Linked DNA regions of Mus musculus: region 2 is linked to region 1. A link is a contact called in ENCODE POLR2A ChIA-PET data. All regions are on one chromosome and are shown on one strand. Each heading gives the region's core, a stretch centred on a gene start or an enhancer-like site at or near the end of the contact. The rest is flanking DNA. Distances are from core to core; before and after follow the strand shown. Region 1 overlaps St3gal2 (ST3 beta-galactoside alpha-2,3-sialyltransferase 2). Region 2 holds the start of Ddx19b (DEAD box helicase 19b).

The links. ChIA-PET counts read pairs that join two places held with the same protein, here RNA polymerase II (POLR2A).
Region 2: POLR2A ChIA-PET joins it to region 1 with 15 read pairs in Patski. The contact joins the promoter of Ddx19b here to the enhancer-like site in region 1. POLR2A ChIA-PET finds 5 or more read pairs at or near these places in 2 of 5 experiments (Patski and embryonic stem cell).

Annotation. Positions count from the first base shown.
Region 1 is chr8:110,942,311-110,946,607 of GRCm38, reverse strand. The region is part of intron 1 of St3gal2 (ST3 beta-galactoside alpha-2,3-sialyltransferase 2); the gene reads right to left. Gm39251 (a long non-coding RNA gene) reads left to right here. Exons shown (of 4, transcript XR_001778654.2): 2 at 1,097-1,194; 3 at 1,742-1,882; 4 at 4,268-4,297. Among named protein-coding and RNA genes, the nearest start is that of Gm39251, 4.6 kb to the left of the region's middle. Within about 2 kb of position 2,106, at least 1 of the 3 ENCODE cell types and tissues checked has a DNase peak (open chromatin) inside an H3K27ac peak, as active enhancers do.
Region 2 is chr8:111,025,272-111,029,671 of GRCm38, reverse strand. Ddx19b (DEAD box helicase 19b) reads left to right here and starts at 1,902. Exons shown (of 12, transcript NM_172284.5): 1 at 1,902-2,074. The coding sequence starts at 2,018. It also overlaps a transcript of Aars not described here.

The DNA of each region.
Region 1 (4,297 bases), core at 857-3,356:
GATAAAACTCTAAAAACAGTAACCCAACCCCACCCCACCCCCAAACCCTCACAACCACAATCGCTAAGCATTGCATGGGTAAGAACTGACCAGAAACACAGAGGACAAAACAGGGCTGAAGTTCACAGGTCTGCTGGGCTGAGCCTAGAAACAGACTCTTGGACAACTATACAAACTCAGGGCCTGGAAAAGCAAGCTGAAGATAAGTTGCCACTTGGCGGGAGTGGTGGCACATGCCTTCAATCCCAGCACTTGAGGCAGAGGTAGGCGGATCTCTGAGTTCTAGGCCAGTCTGGTCTACAGAGTGAGTTCCAGCCAGGGAAACCCTGTCTCGGAAAACAAAAACAAAAACAAAGCGGGAGAGAGAAGGGGGGGAGGGGAGGGGAGGGGAGGGGAGGGGAGGGGAGAGGAGGGGAGGGAAGGAGGAATCTATCAAGGAAGGAACAGATTGCCAATGCCAACAGTTAAAAATTGACACACTGGGCTGATTAGATGGCACTGTGGGTAAAGGTGTTTGCTGCCAAGTCTGACAACCAGAACCTACACGGTTGAAGGAGAGAATCAACTCCCAAAAGGTGGCCTCTGATCGCTACACAGCCACTGTGACATGCCCGACCTCTCCCTCCAATAAATAAATAAATATGAAAAACCATTCTTTTCCACTGGCACTTAGTGTGCCATCCATTAGGGCAGTGTCACAGTCCCACCTGTGGGGGAGACTGAAGTGAGGGAACTGCTTGTTCCCAGGCATTTGAGGCTGTCTTGGGCAATTCAGGGAGAAAGGATGTGGGACAGAGGGAGACTTAGATAGTGATCACATAACTATAGTTGTGGCCGGGGTTGTGGCTTGTGGCAAAAGACTTTAGTGTATCTGATGTCCTGGTTCAATCCTGAGCCTGGGTACCCATAGGCTTGAATTAGCTGACGATGAGAAACATGGAAACATAAATTAGGGTCATGATGTATCAAAATGTATCGAAATGTATCAAAATGTACCCTGTATCTTCCCTGCAGAAAAAAAAAAGTCAGGGGAGAAAAGGAAACTTTCTTTTCATATGCTCTATGCCTGGTAGCTCACAATCAACTGTAACTTCAGCTTCCAGGGATGTGACATTCTCTTCCGACTATGTACCCGGGAGCGCGCACACACATGCACACACCCCGCCCAGGCACACCTACAATTTTTAAAGTAAAGTAAGTCTGTTTGTTTGTTTGTTTGTTTGTTTGTTTCAGACAGGGTTTTTCTCTGTGTAACAGAGCCCTGGCTGTCCTGGATTCACTTTGTGGACCTCGAATTCACTGAGATCTGCCTGTCTCTGCCTCCGCCTCCTGAGTGCTGGAATTAAATGTGTGTGTTACCATGCCCAGCTAAGTCTTTTTTAAAAGGGGAGAAACACTTGTGTCCCTTACTTTGGTGATCAAATTATTGGAATAAGACACTCCGAGGGGTTGGAGTTATCCCCCCATTCCCCAGGAAGCTCCTACAGAGAGAAAGACTGGGAAGGCTTCAAGCCTGGCACTAGCCAGAGTAGGAACCTGTCTCCCAGAAAGAGATGTCCGCCATGCTGATAGCTGGTCAGGCTACCTGGTAGAGAGACCACTCAGTGCCGGCAGGGTTAACTTGACTGGGTTCCACAGCTGTGCATCCTAACTTTGGCCCTCTACTCACATTTAAACAACGGGAACCAAGACAAACTTGGGGGGAGGGAGTGGTCACTGGATCTCTTTGTCTTTTTCCCAGTGTGGCCATACTGAATGAATCTCCTCTTCCTGCTTTTAACTGGCTAAAAAGGGTGCCATACTGAGCCTGGCTCATTAGGGCTGCCAGGTACTGGTGCTAGTGCCGACAACACCCAGCTCCGGAGACACCGCCTTTGCTCAGGTAACTTCCCTTTGTTACTGCTGACCACACTTGACTTCCAAGTAACTATAAACACAGTCTCTCGCCTCTCCGGACCTCTCTCTTTCCTTCTGCTTTTTACTGAGTCTCTCCTTGCGTTCTGAAGGGTCTGGCCTCTGCTTCTTCTTTCTGTGCACCCTGTCTTTTCCAGGCCAAGAGCCTGCATTCCTGTGGCATGCCTACACAACACTTCAGTCTTTAGCCATCACCTCTTGCATGAGGCCAAGGTCACACTCGTGATCATAAACAGCATCCAGAGATCTCAAAACCAGGCTTGTGTCCAATCATACCTCACCCTCTTGGGATATGAACTCATTTGAATCACAAGTGATATCTAGCCCACATTTATTGAGTCTAAACTAGAACTACAAGAGAGAGAGAGAGAGAGAGAAAGCTAGTTACACCTCTCTCACTTAAAATATAAAATCTATGGCCTGAACTATAGTCAGTCTCAGGCCAGTCTGAGCTACAGTGAGACTCCATCTCAAAATTAAATATATTAACTTAAAGGCATAGTAACTGTATTACTTAATCCACCATCTCTTCCTACTGTGTGACCCAGTATAGTCGTAGACAGATCAGGCATTAAGGCGGCTAGAGAGAGAGGTAACTGTTAAGAGCACTGGTTGCTCTTCTAGAGTACTTAGGTTCGGTTCACAACCCTCCGTAACTCCAGTTCCAGGGATCTAGTGGTCCCAGCACAGCACACATGTGATACAGACACACAGGCAAAATACCCATACAGATTAAAAAAAAATATTAGAATAGGCATCAATAAATGTTTACCCAACTATCTATCATCTCTGTATAAAAAACCTTACACTACAAGAATCAGAAAAACACTGACTACAAAAAGTTTTGAAACCTTATTTGGAGGTAGGGCTTTGTCACCAAGGACGCTCCTGAATTGCTCAGCCTCCTGCTTCTCCTTCCCAAGTGCTGGGACTACAAGGAGGGCTAAGACACTTGTGGATTTATATATGCCAAACGAGTCCTCTATCAACCTAAGGACACCCCAATTACACCCCATTTTTAGTTGCTGAAACAAAGTCTCATGGTGGCCTAGAACTTACTATGTAGTTGAGGTTAACCCTGAAATCCTAGGATCACAGGCATGTGCTGGCAGGTCCATCTGAAATATTCTTGTAAGTAGGAAGATACGAATGGATAATTACACTCTGCCTCGCACTCGTGTGTCCCCAGAATACAGAAGGAAGAGTTTTCTCTAATTGTTTTTAATCACTTGGTAGTAGGGAGATACACATGCTAACCATAGCATCTAGCTATCGGCAGCAGCTTTTCCCCCAACAATTAAGACTAAGTTGCCCAGGAATGCTTCAAACTCAGGTCCTTCTGCCTAAGTCTCTTGAGGAGCTGGCATTAAAAAGAGATGGCTCCTCTATCCACTTAAGCTCAAAGCCTTCCAACCTAGCAACATCTGAATCCACATTCTGACATTGCCACTGGTCCCCCACGTAACCATTTGACCTCTCTGATCTCGACCCTTGTCTATAAGGTGAGACTGTCATCCTTTCAAAGGATGTCCTGAAACTATCAGAAGCCCAAGGCTCCCAGTACACCAACTGCCATCCTGGGTGGAGCAAACTGAGGACCACAGTTCATCTAGCTTCAACTCAACGTGGAGAATTCCTAGCCTGTATCCCCACAGCCCTGGAGAGCATCCTGAGGCATAAGCCCTGCACATAACCCACTAGTTGACCCCACGCCAGGTCAATCAGCTCTCCAACCCTGAGAACAATCTCCCCCGGGGGAAGCAGTCTTGCTTCCCAGCCCCCAGCTCTGACCAATCACAGGCACTGTTACCCCTTGGTGATAGGTACGGGCTTCCAGGAACACAGAGATCTCAGAGGCAGATATGCCTTGGTGGACCCTTACTCCTACATAGAACAGAAGCCATATGCTCACTGTGGGGCAGATTGTCAGCTCTTAGCCCAGCTGCCACAGAGATCCTACATAGCTCCCCCGAGACCCATCTCACGCCTGTAGCTCTCTAGTCATTAAGTCAACAGTAGGATTCTAGGAAAGCCAGGAGGGTTTCCCGTGAGGTCATGAGGAGACATGAGGAGAACCAGAGGATGCATAGAAACTTTAAAGGGAGGAGAGAGGGAGAAATCACATAAGACAGGACACAATCAGAGTATGGCGGTAGACTGAAGGAGAGAAATCCAAGGCTCTCGGGAGGGTTTTTAGAAGAAGTAGAAATTAAGCTGAAGAAATGCTAGCGGAAGAAAAGCCAGACAGAAGCTTGCGTGGCCCAGACTTGAGGTTTTCATCTGCAACCTGAGCTTTCTCTTCATTTCTTTTCTTTTCTTCTTTTTTTTTTTTTTTTTTGGTTTTTCGAGACAGGGTTTCTCTGTGTAGCCCTGACTGTCCTGG
Region 2 (4,400 bases), core at 653-3,152, 83 kb before region 1:
TACATTTTTAATCCCTAAGCACTCAGGAGGCAGAGGCAAGTGGATCTCTGTGAGTTGGAGGCCAGCCTGGTCTACAGATCCAGGACAAAGGACCTGTTGATCACCAGCTCTTATTCTCCTGCTTTCAGCCTATCACTGGGGTTACAGGTTTCACCACCATGCTATTTATTTATTTATTTATTTATTTATTTATTTATGAGATTCTGACTCAAAAGAGCACATGGAAATTAACTTCCGAGGATAAAATGAAATTGCAGATGGTAGTGATGGTTCATGCTTGCAATCCCAGCATTTTGTCGGCTGAGGCAGGCAGGTCACTGTGAGTTAGATAAACCCCTCATAAACAGTCCCTGTTAGTTGAGTTTCTGATAACTTTAATACTGTATACACACCTATGTGAGTTTGGTTTGTTTTTGTGGATCAAGTGGAACCTATTCTACTGTATTGCATCTTGTGTAACTTAATGTTTCACTTCAATAAAATCTATTTGAAATTTTATTTATAATCTTCTATAGTCCTGAAAAATACAAAATAACTTAATTGTTTTTTAGCTGCTTTTCCTTGGGGTTTCTTCTAACTTGAAATATGATCATGGCCTCCTAGCTGGCTCCTGCCTCCACCCCACCCTTACCTATCCAACATTTCTTGAGGTTAATTTATTATCATGGGGTATTAGTAAAATGTTTTTATAGTTCCAGGAAGATGCTCAGTTTCTTTCTATGGAATACACAGGATAAAGACCTATTTAATCCTGGTTAGGGGGAAGCAGGTAGTTCCTTCTGCCTTTATTTTACTATTCTAAAACTAGAGCTATTTCCTTTTTAAAATTTCCAAAATTAGGCAGGGCGTGGTGGCACACACCTTTAATCCCAGCACTTGGGAGGCAGAGGCAGGTGGATTTCTGAGTTCGAGGCCAGTCTGGTCTACAAAGTGAGTTCCAGGACAGCCAAGGCTATACAGAGAAACCCTGTCTCAAAAAACCAAAAAAAAAAAAGTTCGGAAAAAAAATTCCCAAAATGAAGGCTGTGAAGGCTGGAGAGATGGAGCAGAGATTAAGAGCATTTGTTGCTCTTGCATAGTACCTGGGTTCCATTCCAGGTAGCCACATTGTAACCATCTGTAACTCCACTTCCAGGGTATCCAACACTTTCTTCTGACTAGGTACCAAGCACACATGTGGTGCACATAGACATGCAAGCAAAGCACTCATACACATAAAATTAAATGACTAAATCTTTAAAGTATTCATCCAAAAGTAATTAAATAAAATGCCAACGACACAACCTTTACATAGGAGAGGAGAGATGGCCATCTGAAGAAAGCATAGATAACGCCAGAGGTCATGTATTTTGTTATTAAACTGCTTTTACCATTTCCTTCAGGAACTGAATTGATTTGATTGAGCAAACCGCTTGCTCTTTCTGGTCTCTGATACTCTACCAAGAATTTTCCTTGGCATCTTCCTTTGGTGTTCAAAACTCAATTTGGGGCATATCATTGAGCACCTGTTTGTTTCACGGGACTGATTGTCAATGCTTAGACATCTTATTAAATTGAAAAGAACAGATACTATTTTGACCTTAGCTAAGAGTCTGGTAAGGCACGTTTACACAGAGGCATTTTAAATATCCTGAAAAGGTAAAACACTTGCTTATGTATTCTGGCTGTAATAGTTATACCAGGGCCATCTATGCCACCATGCTGATTGAAAATGTGACTTTCCGCCTTCGGTCCAAGAGCATTTAATGCTGGCTACCTCAGTTGGGTTGTAGGACGATCTGCAGCGAAGGGTGATGGGTGGGAACCCGAAGAGGACAGTAGTGGCGCTGGATCCCCGGACCTTAGGGGCGCGGAGCTGACGCTGACTCTGACGACACCGTGGCGCGCCGTTTCCGGTCTGAGCTTTAGTGAATGATTTCCCTCGGGGCGGTGCTGGACTTCTCTGCCACCCACCTGAGTCCGCGGTCGCACCGCCCAAGCGGGCAAGCCTGCCAGCGCTGCCCCGGCACCGCGGGCCATGGCTACGGATTCTTGGGCCCTAGCAGTAGACGAACAGGAAGCCGCAGCTGAGTCTGTGAGTTGTCACCAACCGCTGGAGGACCAGGGGCCAGTGCCAGTCAGGATATCTGCCCCTTAGAAGGACAGATCTTAGGTTGCTTGGAACTGGGTGGAGGACCCTGGCGGCATGGGCCCCGAAACCAGAGCTGGCTTTGATTACCCAAGCCCTTCCACCTTGTGTAAACTCAAGTTGGATGCTTGGTTGCCCATAGTGCTCAGCCACCTGCCTGTCTTCCTGGAATCAGGGCTGATATTCGATTGCACTCACAAACTCGGATGGTAATCTGTAGCTTGGGCTTTGAGTTTCCTGGGCTCAGGGAGGTTGTCTTACTCATATTTATTTGTATGACTCCTCCAACTTGGTTACCTCTAGCTTGGTTATTGGTAGTGAATGACTGGTGGGGCCTATCAGTAAATCTTTTGGTTGGCTTAACTGGTTTTCTGAACCTGATACATAGTAGCAAGATTAGAGTTAAATATGGAATTATATATGTCTTGAATTTTCCAAGAATTAGGACCTTGTTCTTTTTTTTTTTTTTAACTTTGAAAAAATAAAGGTTTGAACCTGTCACTGTGATGTGGCACCTCTCATCCTATCTCTTTTTTTTTTAATATTTATTTATTTATTATATGTAAGTACACTGTAGCTGTCTTCAGACACACCAGAAGAGGGAGTCAGATCTTGTTACGGATGGTTGTGAGCCACCATGTGGTTGCTGGGATTTGAACTCTGGACCTTCGGAAGAGCAGTCAGGTGCTCTTACCCACTGAGCCATCTCACCAGCCCTCATCCTATCTCTTGGAGACTTAAGACAGGAGGGCTGACTCAAGTAAGAGGCCAACCTGGGCTGCATAGTGATCTTGCTGGAAAAAAAATATATGTATATATATATATATGTATATATATATACACACACACATATACATACACACACACATATATATCAAATACAATAAAGAATTAACTATCCATTTTGGCTCAAAGCCTTTATTATATATAGGGTTTTAAAAAAAGATTTATTTTATGTATATAAGTACACTGTGGCTGTACAGATGGTTGTGAGCCTTCATGTGGTTGTTGGGAATTGTTGGCCCCGCTCATTCAGGCCCAAAGATTTATTTTTTATTATACATAAGTACCGCTGTAGCTGTCTTTAGAAGCACCAGAAGAGGGTGTCAGATCTCATTACAGGTGATTGTGAGCCACCATGTGGTTACTGGGATTTGAACTCTGGACAGAAGAGCAGTCAGTGCTCTTACCCGCTGAGCCATCTCGCCCACTCTTTGTATATAGTTTAAAGAGAAATAATATTTTTGGCTTTGTGCATTGAGGGAATTATTTATTTATTTTTGTTTTTGGAGACAGGGTTTCTCTGTGTAGCCCTGGCAGTCCTGGAACTCACTCTGTAGACCAGGCTAGCCTCGAACTCAGAAATTTGCCTGCCTCTGCCTCCCAAGTGCTGGGATTAAAGGTGTGTGCCACCATGCCCAGCATAAAAACTGTTTATGTCATAACCTTTAGTCTCATTCAAACTGATGGGCCATTCCAAGGTTAGAGCCCATTTTCTGAGGGGAAGGGGAAACAGCAGATTTGCTTTCAATCTCATTCAGAGGGATTCTTTCTTTCTTGTGTTAAATATAGTCTCGTTTTCCTTTCCTTCCTTTCTCTAGACACAAGGTCTCATGTAGCCCAAGCTACATGGCCCACACCTGTACCTCCCTGCACTGGGACTGAAGGTGTGTGCTACCACACCTGGCTCAGTACTTAGTAGCACTGTCTGTCTATCTGTATCTCTCTCTCTCTCTCTCTCTCTCTCTTAATCATTTTATTCGTTTGCATTTCCCTTCACAAATCTCCCATCCCATTCTGTCTTCCCTGCTCTCCTTTGCCTCTATGAGGGTGTTCCTCCACCCATGCACCCACTCCTGCCCAAGGGGCTCCCCTTCCATTGATGTCAGATAAGGCATCCTCTGCTACATATGTATCTGGAGTCTGGTTTGGTCTCTGGGAGCTCTGGGTGGTCTCGTTAGTCGATACTGTTCTTCCTATGGGGTTGCAATCCCCTTCAGTCCTTCCCCAGTGGCTCTCTCTTTGGTTTTTGGAGACAGGGTTTCTCTGTGTAGCCCTGGCTGTCCTGGAACTCACTCTGTAGACCAGGCTAGCGTCAAACTCAGAAATCTGCCTGCCTCTGCCTCCCAAGTGCTGGGATTAAAGGCGTGCGCCATCATGCCCAGCAGTGGCTCTCTTTTTGTTTTTTTTTTCCATTTTTTATTAGGTATTTCTGTGGCTCTCTTTTTAAGATGAGTACTACCATTAGACCATGTTCCTGGTAGGATACTGG